Linked DNA regions of Homo sapiens: region 1 is linked to region 2. A link is an interaction called in ENCODE POLR2A ChIA-PET data of the cell type or tissue named here. Cell type or tissue: OCI-LY7. All regions are shown on one strand. Links, peaks and the distances in the headings refer to the core of each region. The heading gives the core; the rest is flanking DNA. Region 1 overlaps TBC1D5 (TBC1 domain family member 5). Region 2 has its middle 43 kb from the start of PLCL2.

The links. ChIA-PET counts read pairs that join two places held together with the same protein. Peaks named below come from ENCODE experiments on the same cell type or tissue, not always from the same donor. Only the 100,000 strongest peaks of a DNase experiment are listed, where the experiment ranks them.
Region 1: POLR2A ChIA-PET joins it to region 2 with 16 read pairs; 3 of 35 experiments call an interaction of 5 or more read pairs at or near these places.

The regions. Positions count from the first base shown.
Region 1 is chr3:17,210,277-17,215,276 of GRCh38, reverse strand. TBC1D5 (TBC1 domain family member 5) reads left to right here. Exons shown (of 23, transcript NM_001349074.2): 19 at 907-1,070. Among named protein-coding and RNA genes, the nearest start is that of PLCL2-AS1, 160 kb to the right of the region's middle. In OCI-LY7, for the core only: no CTCF peak of the experiment used is centred there; no DNase peak of the experiment used is centred there.
Region 2 is chr3:16,836,015-16,847,592 of GRCh38, reverse strand. No RefSeq gene overlaps it. Among named protein-coding and RNA genes, the nearest start is that of PLCL2, 43 kb to the left of the region's middle. RefSeq lists an enhancer at 5,028-5,277. In OCI-LY7, for the core only: no CTCF peak of the experiment used is centred there; DNase peaks (open chromatin) are centred at 4,482, 5,082, 5,242 and 5,572; H3K4me3 peaks cover 2,509 bases; H3K27ac peaks cover 2,461 bases.

The DNA.
Region 1 (5,000 bases), core at 1-5,000, 370 kb before region 2:
CATTTTTGCGTTAGCAAAAATTGGTTCCTCTGCTTTTGCCTTTGTTCCCCCTGACTCACCCCCACTTGACCATCTCTGATTCTGTTCTCAATACAACAGCCAGAGCAATCCTTTTAAAATGTAAGTCAAATCATGTCACTCCTCTCCTCAAACCCTCTAGTGACATCCCATAGCTTCCCTTCTCAGAGTAAAACTAATCAAAATCATCTACAAATCCCTACCTGTTCTGATCCCCCTGCTTGCTCTCAAACCTCATCTCTCACCCTTCTCCTCCTTGCTCTTAGCTCTAACCATACCGGTCACTTTGTGATCTCCTTGAACACCGAAGATCCTGCATTAGGGCCTTAGCACTTGCTGTTCTTGCATATTTGCTGCAAAGCGGGTACTTCACCTTCTTCAGGTTTTTGCTAAAATGTTAATGTTCCTGAATTTTCAGTGACACTTTCCCTTACCAGAGGGAAGAGGAGAGATGCTTTTTTGAAAAACTTTGGCCAAAGATTTGGATTTTTTAATCTTGCTAATGTAAAGTGCAGTATAATAGATTCTGGTTTCTGTAATTAAGGGATTATTCCATTAGTGAAGAAACACCCAGTCATTTAACCATTGTTTACTGAAACTTTGATTTTTTTTTTTTTTTAGTTCTTTTTATATGTGTGCAATGCTTGGATAATCATAGTATAAAAAACATAGAAAACTATAGTGGTAGATACCTTCACTGTTTTTTTGAAAACCAGTGGCTATTCTGATACATAAAAATGCATGCATTTTAATACTCCATAGTGTCATTATGTTGATAGTATCAACCTAGTGGCATCATAATTGATCATCATTTATTAAAAACAGTAGATCGAATAGCTTAGTGAAAGAGTCTGGTGTTTCATTATTGCTACTTAATTTTTCTTACAGGGCTAAGTTCTAAAAACATCAGTTCATCTCCAAGCGTTGAGAGTTTGCCTGGAGGAAGAGAATTCACTGGCTCTCCACCTTCATCTGCTACTAAAAAAGATTCCTTTTTTAGCAACATCTCACGTTCTCGCTCACACAGCAAAACTATGGGCAGAAAAGAATCTGTAAGTATTTAAGGACAGTTTTCTCTTCGTTCTTCATTTTCTTCTCTAGAGTGCTGCATTTATGAAAGCTCTGTTAGTGCCCAGTTTTATAAAGCTCTTAAAACTTTTATGGACTAAAAGGAATTATTTTATCAAAAGTATTTTATTATTTTACTTTAGTAATATTTTAAGGCTGTAGCCTATATTACACTGGAAAAAAAAAAAAGTAGCATCATTTTAAAATAAGTTGAATCTTTCCCAAATCCCAGTCCTTTTTTTCTCTACAAATGCCTTTTTGTCAAAGCCTGTGTTTTCTTATAAAATTTAACAGATAAATGATGGAACTTGAAACAAACCAAGGTGTTTTTTCCATTTTAAATATTTCTTGAAAATTAAAAATAATTGATTTACCATTTAAAAAGCTATACAAACTACATTTAAATTCTATTTTGATACGCTGTAAAATTCTTTTTTTTTTTTTTTTTTTTTTTTTTGAGACAGAGTCTTAATCTTGGCTCACTGCAGCCTCCACCTCCTGGGTTTAAGCGATTCTCATGCCTCAGCCTCCTGAGAAGCTGGGATTACAGGTGTGTGCCACCATGCCTGGCTAATTTGTGAATTTTTATTAGAGATGGGGTTTTGCCATATTGGCCAGGCTGCTCTGGAACTCTTGGGCTCAAGTGATCTGCCCGCCTTGGCCTTCCAAAATGCTGGGATTACAGACATGAGCCACTGCCTCCAGCCTGTAAAATTCTTTATATACATTTCTCAAAAGGATATAGCTAAGGCATATCCACTGCTTTAAAAACTTGGTTGTGTCTGAAATTATTATAAGCCAACTTCACGTTTAACCACATTTTATAACAGCCATGCATAGCTTAACAACAATGATACATTCAGAGGAATGTGTTGTTACGCAATTTCATCATAGTGCAAACATCATAGAGTGTACTTATACAAACTACATGGTACCGCCTACTACACATCTAAGCTGTATGGTATAGTCTGTTACTCCTAGGCTACAAACCTGTATAGCATGGTGCTGTACTGAATACTGCAGGCAATTATAACACAATGTTAAGTATTTTTGTATCTAAACATATAAAAGGTACAGAAAAATATAAGGTAAGGTATACAGGAAAAAAAATGGTACACCTGTCTAGGGCACTTATGAATGGAGCCTGGAAGTGGCTCTGGGCGAGTGAGTGAGTGAGCAGTGAGTGAATGTGAAGGTCTAGGATTATTGTGCACTACTGTAGACTTTATAAACACTGTACACTTAGGCTACACTAAATTTATTTAAACAATAGTTCTTTCTTCAAAATAAATTAATCTTACCTTATTATAACTTTTACTTTATAAACTTTTATTTTTTTAATTTTTGATTCTTTTGTAATAACACTTAGCTCAAAACAAACGCATTTGATAGATGTACAAAAATGCTTTTTATTATCTTTATTCTATAGCTTTTTTCTATTTTTAAATTTTTTTATTTTACTTTTTAAGCTTTTTTGTTAAAAACGGACACGCACATTAGGCTAGGCCTAACCAGGGTCAGGATCATCAGTATCATTGTTTCCACCTCCACGTTTTGTCCCCCTGGAGGGTCTTTGGGGGCAGTGACACTCATAGAGCTATCACTCCTGTGGTAACAATGCCTTCTTCTGGAATACTTCCTGAAGGACCTGCCTGACATTGTTTTAAAGTTAACTCTTTTTTTATATATATATATAACTAGAAGTACATTATAAAATAATGATAAAAAGTATAATGTAGTAAATACATAAACCAGTAACACAGTCGATTATTATTATTCACTGTACATAATTGTATGTGCCATACTTACATATGACTGGCCGCACAGTAGGCTGGCATTACCGCAAACACTTAATCCATTGCACTATGACATTATGACAGCTATGATGTCACTAGCCAATAGAATTTTTTAGCTCCATTATAGTCTTATGGGACCACCATCATGTATGTGGTCTGTCATTGATCAAAACATCATTATGTGGCACATGACTGTAGTTTAACACCTAATATCTTAATAAGATCTCATCTGCCCAGTGGAAGAGGATGCCAAGGTAATACAGAAAAGGATCTAGCTATAGCTGAAATTATCCTAAATTAGAAAAACAAACAAACTATTAACCTTTGAGAGATAATTATTTAAGGTACATAGAATATCATGTTCTCTATCTGTGTGACTTTGTATGTCTTGGGGCAAGACACTCAGCTTCTGGCGTTTTAACCACCTTATCTGCAAATTAAACATTTTTGCTCTCTGAAGAGTTTACTACCTGCCCTCTTAGGGATCCCTTCAACATGTAGGAACTGTGATTCTGTAGTATATAAAAGAGCAGAGAGGAACTTTAGTTTAAACCTGGCACCTTTAGTGCAAGCATTTAGCTCTGTTCCCTCCTAAAATTCCACTGCAAGGACAACAAGGGCAGTTAGATAAACCCTCAAAGAATAAGAAAACAAGAAAAAACAGTAGCAATAAAAATATTGTTACTTGGAAAACAGATGACAAGTGACAACTAAGCAGCCTAAGAAAGCTGAACCTTAAGTCAGTGGTAGGCAAAAAACAAAGAAGCAGCTTGACTTACATTGTAAAATTCTCCAGAAGCTCAGGAGCTGCAAGTGAAGATGAAGGTAGAACTGAAGACATGACAACTGGTCAGAAGCTTCTGAAAGAGGAATTAGATTCCCTTCCCTATGTCAGCAAAAGACTGAAAATTTAATTCTCTGAAAAGCGTACAAAATGTCTGTGGTCTGAGAGATCAGGCACATTCCAATGTGAACCACCCTACTGGAAAAGGGGTAATGAATATACTTAAATGCTAGATTTGAGACCCCAGGCCTCCGCCACTTGCTTTCCAGAGCACCAGTATGTATAGCCCTTCAGGCAGGAGATTTGGAAGGGTTTTCTCTAGGCAAAAGACACGTATACACAGCTATAAATATACTCACCCTAGGAGTGCTCCAAGGAAACAGCCAGTTACTTCTTAGTGGATCCCACCATTAATGAGCTCCATCCAAACACAGAACTTCCTCTTAGCTTTTTAGTTCATACTATTTTATATGAACAAGACAGCCAAAGATCACCAGACACTTGAAGAGAGGATTTGATAATGAAAGACAAAAACAGAAAAAAGCAACTGGGAAGGAAACAGGCTATGCAGAACAAGAAAACAAAAATCATATTTTAATAGATTTTTTTGTTCTCTAAATGTTATATTTTTTCTAATGTGATACCTTTTCGAATGTATACATTTTTCTAAAATGTAAAACTCAGTGGAAGAGTTGGAAGAGAAAGTGGAGGAAATCTCCCCTGAAAATAGAATATAAAACAAATAAATAGAAGAGAGAAAAAACATAAGAAAATTAGAGAACTGGCCCAGAAATTTTTTAAAATAGGAGTTTCAGAGTGAACAGAGAAAATAAAAGAAAGCAAATATGAAAAATACAATTCGAGAAATTTTTCCATTAATAAAATAACTGAGTTTTAAGGTAGGAAAAAGTCCATAGACTGACCCACACAAGAAAAAACAAACCTACACTCAGATGTATTACTGAAAAAGTTCAGAAATCTGCAAACAAAAGAATTTTACTGACTTGTAGAGTTGGAAAAGAAGGATTCTAACAACGAATGAGGAATTAAAATAGCTACAGACTTCTCAGTAGCAACACCAAAAGCAAGACAATGGAGCGATACTTTGAAAGTTCTGAGAAATGGCTGGGCGTGGTGACTCATGCCTGTAATTCCAGCACTTTGGGAGGCTGAGGCAGGTGGATCACCTGAGGTCAGGAGTTCGAGACCAGCCTGACCAACATGGTGAAACCCCATCGCTACTAAAAATACAGAAATTAGCCAGGCATGGTGGCGGGTGCCTGTAGTCCCAGCTATACGGGAGGCTGAGGCAGGAGAATCACTTGAACCCAGGA
Region 2 (11,578 bases), core at 3,537-8,536:
GTGCTTTCCAAGTTTACTACAAGCAACAAAGTACTTTTTCTATGTGTGGGGCTACATCTCCCAAGGGCTGAGCCCCATTCTCTACTTTACTTCCCTGAAGTAATTCAGCTTTTAGATACACATGAAGCAGAATGGGTCAATCTAGAATACTCCTCACCACCATAACTAGTCAGCCAACTCTCAAGTTTCCAATGGCTGGGAACTGTGTAGTTCTTAAGCTTTAGCTAAGGAAGCCTTTCTTCAGACAAAAGTTTACTTAATATGTAAGGCATCTAAAATCAGGACTTGAGAGAAGCCAAGATTGGGAATAGGTGGGGGAAGGAGAGAAAAGATGAAGCCTCTGCCCCATGGCCAAGTCTCTGAGAGGTCGCTCTGAAAACCCTGAAAGAGAATTAAGATTTTTTTAAATGCCACAGAGCCCTCACCTTCAATTTTGATAATGTGATTTGAAGGGCGAGACATAAACCCTGACTTCAGTCTAGTTGGAAAATCAGCAGTAAGAAATAAGAGACAATTAGAGAGTAGTAAATTTTTGTCACTGTAAATAAGTGCAGTAGGAATCCAGAAAAAAGTGACAAGCTTACCGGCTGGAATAATTTTAAAAGGCATCTTGAAAGAAGTGGGTCTTCACTCTATAGAAGGATAAGTGAAATGCAGCAAAGCGGAAAGCAAAAGAGAAGTCATCCGGGGTGAGGGCTGTGGCCAAAGCCAGAAGGGAAGTGGGTATTGGATCTTTCGGTACATGAAATAGTGCACTTCTTCCTTATTGAAGATAGGGATGGACTTGGAAAATGAGAAAGTAAGGTTGAGTCTACATGGTGGATAAGGCTTTTGGAGAGAAACAAAGCAGTGGAGCACAGACCTCCTGTTTAGGCAAAAGGGGGCCCCTGAGAGTTCTCGACAAGCTGAAGATAGTCTATGAAATAGCTTTGTCTGACCTCAATATATAAGGTAAGGGAGAATTAGTTGGAAGGCACCCAGGGAAGAAGCTGTGGCCCTTCTCACAGTGCCATGGCCCAACCTGGGGTAGGTTCTGGCAGAAGTTGACATTGAACTTGAGGGCAATGACCCTGTTTTTCTGATGCTTATGAAAACCAGCCACATCACATACAAACACTGCAAACTTTCTTCCTGGAAAGTTTTCTTTATTACTGTTATGTTTCTTATCCTGTGGTGCTCTACTGACAGCTGTCCCACTCCAAAAGAGTAACAAAAGCAGGAAGAAGTGAGGGGAGAGCCAGACACCTGAGTGAGCAGTTATCTCTGGAGCCCCCTCCCTGCCTTCTGCAACACTGAGCAAACAAGATGTTTAACAATTCTGCCTGGAGTGATCTGGAAGAACCCCAGAACGTCCCTCATTTTATGGCATCCAACAGATGAGTAAGTAGGGAGATAATAGCTATGAAATTATATGTGGATCTTTCGATCCCGTGCAGAAGTCAGTTCATTAGATTAGAATCAACCAACATTTACTGATGGCTCACCACGTGCTAGTTTGGCATGCATCTCGTGTAATCCTCAGCACTCTATGAGGTAGGTATTTTTACCCCCATTTTTCAGAAAACTGACATTTCGTACACATTCATCTCTATTTACCAAAATAATGGAACATTTAATCAGAATTTTTATTTTAAAATGAGTAATTCCTTCCCTTTACCTCAGTATATTTAAAAGATAAGTTTAGACAATAGGGCTTGACTATAGTTAATTGTAGAACAGCTGTTCAATAACTGGGCACTTTTTCCATGCATGGCACTAAACTACACGCTCTGGGGCAGAAAGCAAAGCCTGGCAAACATAATCACCGGCCCCAAATTGCTTACCCTGGAGTTAGGTAGACACCAAATGCACACAACAACATTAGATAACAGTCTAAGAAGGTATAACAGGACTCAGTGAAATTGCATTGAGGAGCGACCTGTCAAGTTCCAAACCAACAGGTATTTCTTGAACCCCAAACATCCAAAATAAGTAAGCCATTTTGGCTACATTTCTGCCAGTTATCTTTCCCATCAGTCAAAACCTTTTGAATTTTCCTTTTTATTGCTTCCCTTTTCATTTCCCCTTCCATTGACCTTGGTCAGGTGTTTCTCACCTCTTGCCTGGATTTTTTCTACAACCTCTGGGCTGGTATCCCAGCAAAGATGGCTGGTTCTTCCAGTCCAGTTCTTTAGCCCTGCCAGACTCACCTTGGCGAAATACTACCTGCTTGATGGCACTCCTGTGCTCCCAATCCTTCTGTGGCTCCCACCATGTGTAGGATGATGTCTAGATTGGCATTCAAGTTCTATTAATATTTTTAATTCATCTGGAGTTACCTATTCTCTGTTTCCCCAGCATGCTGTACCCATTACTGTCTCCTTGACTCAGTCCCACTTGTACCTCCTATCATGTCAAAGTCAGGCATCGCCTCCTGTATTGAACTCACTCCAGTCTCAGTATTTCATCAGCTTTTCCTCACATACCTCCTTGGACTATGTTCTATGCACTTAGTATCTATCCAACTCACCAGCAAGCAGTTTAGGGCCAGTGATTGCCTCTGACAGACTCTGCTTTCTTCCCCAGAGCCCTTTGTTTAGTTTACATAGAGTGAGTGCCTGGTTATTTAATAGCTATTGAACAAAACTCTGTAGAGTCAAACTTTATTGTCTAAAGGTAACACAAACTTGCCCTTTACATTTCCTAATTTTTGTATTTGATTCTGCAACATCCTTATTGCATGAGTTCTGGGATTTTGCCATCTCTGGGTAACTCAATTATAATCTGCAACTCTTAAAGTCTACAACTTGCACTCTGTCAGTAATGTCCAATGGAATGTCCTATATTTCTACCTGTGCTGTCCAGTTTAGTGACACCTGGCCACATGTGGCCATTGGGCACTTGAATTGTGTCTAGCGCAACTGAATTTTTAATTTTATTTAATTTTCATTAATTTAAATAGCCACATGTGGCTAGTGACAATTGTACTGGACAGTGCAGGTCTAAGTATTTATGAATAAAAAAAGAAAAGAAGATAAGACAGTATCAGCCCCAGAGCTTTTCAATAGCCACTCTAAACTGTAAATAATTCACAAAAGTATTGAGCTGCGAAGTCACAAGTTTCCATGGCCTTCTCACCCATACGACATACAGTTTCAGCTAGGTGTATATCTACTGGCTGCCTGTTGACAAACATTCCTATTTTTATTACCTCATCTAGAATTCCAAAAGCCCAGCTCAGGTGATTACACAGGGAGACAGAATAAAATTCTCCCACACAGCACTCCCTAATAACTACAGGTGATCTCATGAAACCAGCTCATACTTGAGGGTCCCATTTGAAGAACCCTGCCAAGACCTCTATTTTTATCTTTATGTATGTGATTTCCTATTTTAGCTTCAAATAAGTATTTTACGAAAAATAATACAATTACCGGCCATAATGTGTGTTAATGAAGGGCAGGCATAGCAAAGATTCATCAGTTCACCCATAATCCCTACCTCAGACAAACATTCCCGTCCTCACCAAGGTATCCCAGTTAATATGTGGACAGGTTGGCTAATGTCAAACTCAGCCCTTAACAAAAATAAGAGATAACAATTATTGAATGTTTATAATTCTTAGAAGCAATCAATATGTATTATGCTATTTATTGCATTCAACAATCCTTTGAGGCAGCTATTACTATCAATCCCATTTTACAGATGAGGAATTGAGGCACAAAGGGGTTATAGGATGTGCCCAGGTTAATGAAGCTAGCACTTGCAGAGCCAGGATTTGCACCCAGGCATTGTAACTCCACTGCTTGTACTCTTAATCACTCTACTATTTTCTTACTGAACCCCACCTGAGGTATTTATACTAATTCATCCATTCATTTTAAACTCAGTATGTAATGAGCACTAGCTTCTCATGTGTATCAGGCACTGTGCTAGCTATGGTGTGAACAAGCAATGGGTTCCCTTGTACAGCTATAGCCTAGGACCCTAAGAACTCAATCACATTGGCTGATCATCACCACTGGGTTTGCTCCGAGGATCTTATCATCTACATGAGAGGGAAAGATCACTAAGGAAAAAAGACCATTAGGCACCATTAAGGACACACGTCAGGTGAGTGTTAGGAATATATTTCTTAGAATATCAGGTTTAGGGCTGAGCCTTAAAGACTTGAATGAATGATTCAAACTTTAAATGAATTAAACCCCTAATAGAATAAAGAGGCCAACCCAGGGCAATTTCAAGCCTACCCAGCAAAACCCCAACTTCCCTCAAGGGGCAACCCTTCCTGCTCCCTAAGTGGAGTGCGTGGAATGTGCCTTCTCTTAGGAATATCCTTTCCCACTTCTCCACCTGGCTGACTCCTTCTTAGACATCATTTAGGACTTTGCTACTTGAAATGTGGACCTTGGACCAGCAGCATTGGCATTACTTGGGAGCTTGTTAAAAACGCAAAATCTCAGGCTCCACCCAACCCTGCTGAATCAGAACCTGCATTTTAACACGATCCCCAAGTGCTTTTTGCATCCGTTACAATCGGAGACGCACCAAAGTAAGACATAGCTCAGATATTATCACTTCCTTGAACCCCTGGCTTCGGTGAGGTTCTTCTCCAGGGAGTGCCCACAGTGCCCTGGTCTTGGGCCCACCACAGCACTCACCACACTGAAATGTGTTTGTTGGTTCTCTGTCTCCTACCTGGATGGGCAGCAAAGGTGTCTTATTTATCTTGGCTTCTCCAGTGCCTATAACAATACTGAGTAAACATCAGTTGAAGGAACGAATGAGTGGCTCTGAAGAAAGGTGAAAGCACTCTGGAAAATTAGCATTATGTTGCTAGGAGCCCATCTGGAACCTAATACTTGACATTTCTCTCTCTCAGCTGCTCCAGCTGCCCCCTGCATACATGAACGATTTCTCTAAATGCACCTAACTTCAGCCTTCAGGCCTGAGCCAGCGTTTAGGGTTCTCTGAGTCTTCTGCTTTTAAGCCACCTCATCACGGAACCCAGTAGGAAAACCCCAACAAACAAGGGCGGGCCCTCTGCTGCTTGGCACAGCCACCTCAACAAAAGCTGGGCACTTCCTGTAAGGCCCAACCCTGGGCCTGGCATCCCATCCTGCAGGGGGATCGCCCCTCTCCCTACTTCTGCTCACCACCTCCGGCACTTCCCCCGGTTACTTGGGTTGCTGCAGGAGCTGGGAGCACACCTTGCAGCTGCGGCAGCTTCAGAAGCTCAGATTTAACAAATGCTGGGCCGGCCTCAAAGTTAACTTCAGTTCAGTTTTCAAAGATCCTGCAAACAGCAGAAGGAGACCAGCCTGCTTCTTGTTTCTTGTCAAAGAGCGCTGTTCCCTAATTAGCCTCTCATGCTAACTTGGGGGAGCATCTCTATTCTTAGATAATACAGAAAACTGGTTTTACCCCTTAATAGTGTCTTTCTTTCTTTTGTAAATAGTTTTTTAATAAACATTTTGGTAGCTACATGAGGTTGGGTAATGCCCAAGGCTTTACCAACCTCATTGTGATATTTTTTTCACTTGTAACATATGTGACCACAGATGCTGCCACAGGCGTCACGTGGCCCCCTCACTGTAGCTGGGAGGGGACACACCTCCCATTTCCCTCTGACCACTGGGCTTTGTCTTTTCTCTCTCCTGTCTAAATTACTGAGCTGTCAGATCTAAAAGGACTGTAAAGAATAGAGATGTCATTGCCCTCTTATTTTAAAAAATTAGTAAAACAAATTGCTTTAAGTTTTCTAAACTTTTCAAAGCATTTTTAATGCAATACGTCTACATGCTAATTGTAGAAAATGTGGAAAAGCCAGAAAAGCATAAATTACCCATAATGCTACAATACAGAGAAAAATCACTCAACATCTCGGTAAATTTCTCACTAAACTTCATGTATCCAGAATAATGCATGTGAATGACTAGCGATGGAGCTGTCCTCCACCTTCCAGCCCCCACTGATACTTCAGGAACTTGGTAATAATACAAACCTGCACTTTATGCAGTTTGGAGTTTTATTCCTACTTACAAGATTATGAGTGGGTTTATTGTACTTCTATAGTTGAGCTGAAACTACGGCAGTCCCTTCTCACCTGCACTTTCACTTTCCAACGTTTTAGTTATTTGCAGTCAACTGCAGTCTGAAAATAGTAAATGAAAAATTCCAGAAATAAACAATTCATAAGTTTAAAATCGTGCAATATTCTAAGGTGCTTGATGAACTCCCACGCTGTCCCACTAGGTCCTCCTGAAATGTGAAATATCCTTTTGTCCAGAATACCCACGATGTATACCACATAGTAGTTGTTTTGGTTATCAGTTTGAAAAAACAGAGAATATATAGGATTCAGTACTATTTGAGGTTTCAGGCATCTGGTGGGGGGTCTTGGAAGGCATCCCATGCAGATAAGCAGATAAGAGGGGACTACTGTGCATACAACTTTGTATACTTCCTTTTTTTTTTTTTTTTTGCTTAAAGGAATATCAAGAGAATTTGCTCATGTTAACACTTTTTTCCCCCATTTTCTAATTTGTCAAATGAGTTTAAATGAGGTGATAAAATTGTTGGAAGTTGGGAGGTTACTAATCTGTTGTAATAAGATTTAAATAAAATAATATATTTTCAAAGTGCTTAGCTTGGGGCCTGGCATATAGTAAACTCTTCATAAATGGTAGCTATGACCATAGATTATTACTAAAATCTCATTTTAATGCCAGCATATTTCATTCTAAGTAGCATATTTAACCACCCACCCTTTTATTGTTCTGAGCTTGTTTCCAATTCTCCCCATTAAAAATTGTAGCACTGCAAGGATATCTTTGAGTATAACTTTTTGTTTCCTTTACAAAATTATTATTTCTTTAAAATAGATGACTCGGTTGAAAGATATAAACATTTTAAAGGCTTTTTGTTATATATTGACAAATAACTTCCCAGTGTTAATAACACTCAGTATTAATAACTGGCAGAAAATTTGGTACTAGGAAGTTATTTATCTATGTATAATAAAAATTGTATCAAATTTCTGGCCAACCACAAACGGGATTGCCCATCTTTCTGCATCCTCACCAGTAGTCAATCTTCTTTTTAAATCTACAAACGTAGCAGGTGAAAATTTGATTTTGTTGTTCTTTGAATTTGTATTTCTTGAAATTACCAATGAAGTAAAAATATCTTCATTAACCATCTGTATTGAATTATCTCTTCATGATCCGTACAGTAAAAGATATTTTATCAGTCAAATACCCTAATGGTTTGGATTTTCTTTTGTGTGTGGTATTTCTCATCTCAAAACCTGTCAGAAACACACTCACTTCCTACACACAACTAGAAAGGCTATCAGTAAGACTATTTGGGATTTTGCCAGAGATGCCTTTAAATTTAATCATACAACTACTAAATATTATATTTGACAAAGATTCACTCTATGTATCCATACAGTGGTTCTTAACCACAGATTCTATCCAGGATGGGTGAGAAAGAAAGGGGTGGGAATAACCAGAGCCCAGGCTGCAGCTGTAACCCACAGCCCATCTGACCTGTGCTCCGCCCTAAGTGAGCATCTGAGCCCAGGCCATGCAAACAGAAACTCAGGACTCAGAGGGACACCCACCTCTCCCAGCTAGCATCTGGTCACAAACTGAGTAGCAGAGCTAGGATTCAACACTGGGCCGCGTGGGCCCCAAAGTGGATGCTCTTGGCCCACCAAACCACACAGGGTCCCTTAAAAACAGGGTCTCTGAACATGAGAATATCCAAAGTTTATATTCTGAGAGCCTCAATAAGATTTTTATGAGGAAGGCATCTTACTAATTTTTATCCTCAAAGTAAAATTGCTGTCTCCAGGAAGGAAATGCATTTCCTTGTGAACGCTTGCCGGGGTCCTTTAATTCTAAGAGAGAAACTGAGGTCGAGTGTCATCCTGGCTCCCAGAGAGGCATTTATTCTTACTGTGACTCAATTTCCTCTCGTAAAAAAGGGAAAACATTCCAACCTCTCCCAGAAAGATGGCGAAGATGCTGGGCTTTGTTGGTCCTTGCACGGGGAAAATGACTGTGGAATACCAGATCCTGAGGACTGTTTTGTAGAGATTATATAGCATCTGTCATTCACACAATGCCTGCTGATTAATAACGATTGAAATTATTGTGAAAGTAATTTGCAAGTACAAAGCAGGATCTGCATAAATCTTGCCAAGAGTTCTGAATACCAGTCCCAGTAAAGTTTTAACCAAGAGAGCAGGCATTTTTCCCACCAGTCCCTCAACCCTCACAAGTGTCAAGTCACTCACTAACAGAATGTATACTCCACCATTTAACAGTGACTTGATTTCTTTTAGGGGCTGATCTAATTTCTGGAGGATACTGCTCCACGATGCCATGTTAATTCATATGATTGATTTAATGCATCTCTCCCTTCCAGTATGGAGAGCCATAAAAATACTCATCTTTCTGAGCTACAGAAATTGGTTTTCTAGTTTATGTTCTGCAGAAGTACTCAATGCTGTTCGTCAGAAAGGAATTGAGACTACATGCTTCTGTCTCTGAATCTGAACCAAGGGGGATATAAAGTGTGTCTTGATAGACCCCAATGACTCAGATGGTGCTGCTTTAAATTTTCAAGTTGGATTTAAACTCAGGAACCAATTTTACCAGTTGAGATGTCCAAAACAGGTTTGCTTCAGCAGAGCAAGCTGAAGTTAGCTGCTTTGCCTGAATTAAACAAATGCTGGCAGTGCTATCAGGACCCTGGCATGGCCAGATGGCAATTGCCACACCTTGCCAGTTACCAATCAGCGTTCAACAGCTGGGCTTGACCAAACAGCAACTGTCCTTGACCCTGGCTTCTGATCATCTGTTGGCTATAAATAGAAGTGGGGTGTCATGAAAAGAGAGCAAAGTACTTGATGCTAGCAATTCAGGAAATCCATCTGAAAAACAACATAGCCAGCTCAATGTATTGAGCTAGTTTCAGGATTACTTAAGAATGGAAAAACATAAAGTCTAAGAATAAGACATTATTCCAACATTGAGATGCCTGCAGCAAAAAAACAATGTGTGCTTTTACGAAATGAAGGCTAGACTATTTCCAGATTATGTATGTAGTCATATTGAAGACACCAAGTATCAGCATTTGAAGTCCCCTGGGTTTGACAGATAACAACTGTTAGAGTTTGTTTAAGAAAATAGGAAAGCATATCCAAAATCTAGTGTCTTACTTTTCCTGTACCAAAAAATATGCAGGCAAAAAAAAAAAAAAATGCAGTAGCCCACAGTTCTGCTTCATGTGATGTCACTTAACGTATTCATTAGACATCATATTAGAGCTAAAAAACTGACAGATGAGTGTTTTATTGACTACATCAGATCTGGGTAGTCCTAAAATAAAGCACTGGGAAGAGAATCTCTATGTGTTATGCAGCTAAATATTCACATTGTCCAAAGACAAAAGACAGACGGTGGGAAAGAAGCAGACAATGACATTTTTAGAAACAAAACTGAAATTACCTTAGATCTGCTGGACGAGATGGAAACCACACATTCAGGAGAAAATGCAAACACAATCCAGCAAGAAAGGAAAGAGCAACAAGGTGGAATCAAAAAAACAAAAGAAAAGAGCTGAGTTTAAGCTCCAGAGAGATTTAAATTAAACTGCCCTTGTCCTTTTGCAGGGCCCTGCTTTTAAAGGTTAAGGCACAAACACAGGCAGGCCTTGCAGCCTCCTCTCTGTGTCCCCTCTCACTCTAGACAGCTGGGGATGTCTTTCATGTCTGACAACTGCGGTGGGAGAGTGTGTGGACAGAACCAGCAACTGTGGGCTTGGCGGGACTCCACGAAGCCAAGGACGGGCCAGCAGGGCAAGCCTGGTAGTGCATAGCTTCTTCTTCCTCATCTATAATACAATGGATCCAACTTTTTCTTAACTGCCGAACGGTTCACCTTGCCTAGAGAAAGCCGATTTATCAAGACAGGGAAACTGCAATGGGGAAAGAGTAATTCATGCATGGCCCACTGTGCAGGAGACCGGAGTTTTATTATTACTCAAATCAGTCTCTCGGAGCATTTGGGGATCGGAGTTTTTAAGGACAATTTGGCGGCCAGGAGCTCAGGAAGTGGGGAGTGCTGACTGGTCAGGTTAGAGATGGAATCATAGGGGGTTGAAGTGAATATTTTTTGCTGTCTTCTGTTCCTGGGTGAGATCAAAGAACTGGTTGAGCCAGATTACGCGTCTGGGTGGTATCAGCTGGTGCATGAAGTGCAGAGTCTGCAAAATATCTCGGGCACTAATCTTGACTTTTACAATAGTGATGGTATTCCCAGGAGCAATTTGGGGAGGTTCAGACTCTTGCAGTCAGAGGTTGCATTGTCCCTAAACCATAATTTTTAATCTTGTAGCTAATCTCTTAGTCCTACAAAGGCAGACTGGTTCCAGTCAAAGGGCTATTATTTAGTTTGTTTCAGAGTTAAACTATAAACAACTAAATTTCTTTCTAAGCTTAGTTTGCCCTGTGCCCAGGAATGAACAAGGACAGCTTAAAGGTTAGAAGCAAGATGGAGTTGGTTAGGTCTGATGTCTTTCACTGTCATAATTTCCTCAGTTACAATTTTTGCAAAGGCAGTTTCACTTTGTGCTCAGAGGACCTTCTTTCAAAGTCAAAAATGGTTCTTGGTGTACAAGTAGTTAGACTTTCAGTGACTTGAGTGATGAAAAGACTGAAAGCTACTAGGGATCAGTAGGGCTTTTAAATATAATTTATATTTGGTTCCTTATCACACCATCTATATAGATTTGGGAACAAGTCGTATAAAGTCTGTGAAATTTTTGAAATAACTGAAACAAGTTATCGTTTCAGTCTACAGATGGATTGGAGGTCACGTGATCTGGCTTTGGTGCTGACTGCTGGAGGATGTTTGTGGTGATGGAAATTTGAAATTCCTGTGGTGGCCTTTTCCCTGATTTCAGGGGCATTGATGTCTTTTTTTTTGAAATGTGCCTCTGTGGTGGGATTTGACAAAGAATTAGTTTGTTTTTTGGTTGTTTTCCATTACCCAATCAAACTAATCTCAATCCAAATTCAGACGACCCCTTTTCCCTTTCCCTCACAAAATCTTTCTTTTCTCCAAAGTCTTACACATATTGGCCCCAGGTTTTGGGTCACTGTTCACTCACTGAGAAGCTAAGGAAACAAATATTGTCTTAGCAATGAAGGTAATTCTCTCACAGTCTGGTACTTGAAAAGCAAACCGAGAAACTGTGATAAACAGCAATTGGCAGAGTTCTCCGTTTCAGAAGAATTCCCGTACTTGTGCAAGTGTCTCTCAGAAGGTAGGCTTGTAACTTTCTAGGGGACTGCAGCTGGCTCTCCCACTCTGGGATAGACCTCCTGATAAGGCTGATTTTCCACAATTCAGGTTCTCTGAGGACTGCCCACCCAAATCCATTGCCAAACATTTTTTACTTTGTAGGCTATTCTAATTGGTAATAAAAACTGACAGGTTTATCAAAGAGAAACATAAGTATGTTGGCATTGGAAAGAAACTTGGGAAGTCTGCTCCTCGAATTTTATACACCACGAAATAGAAAT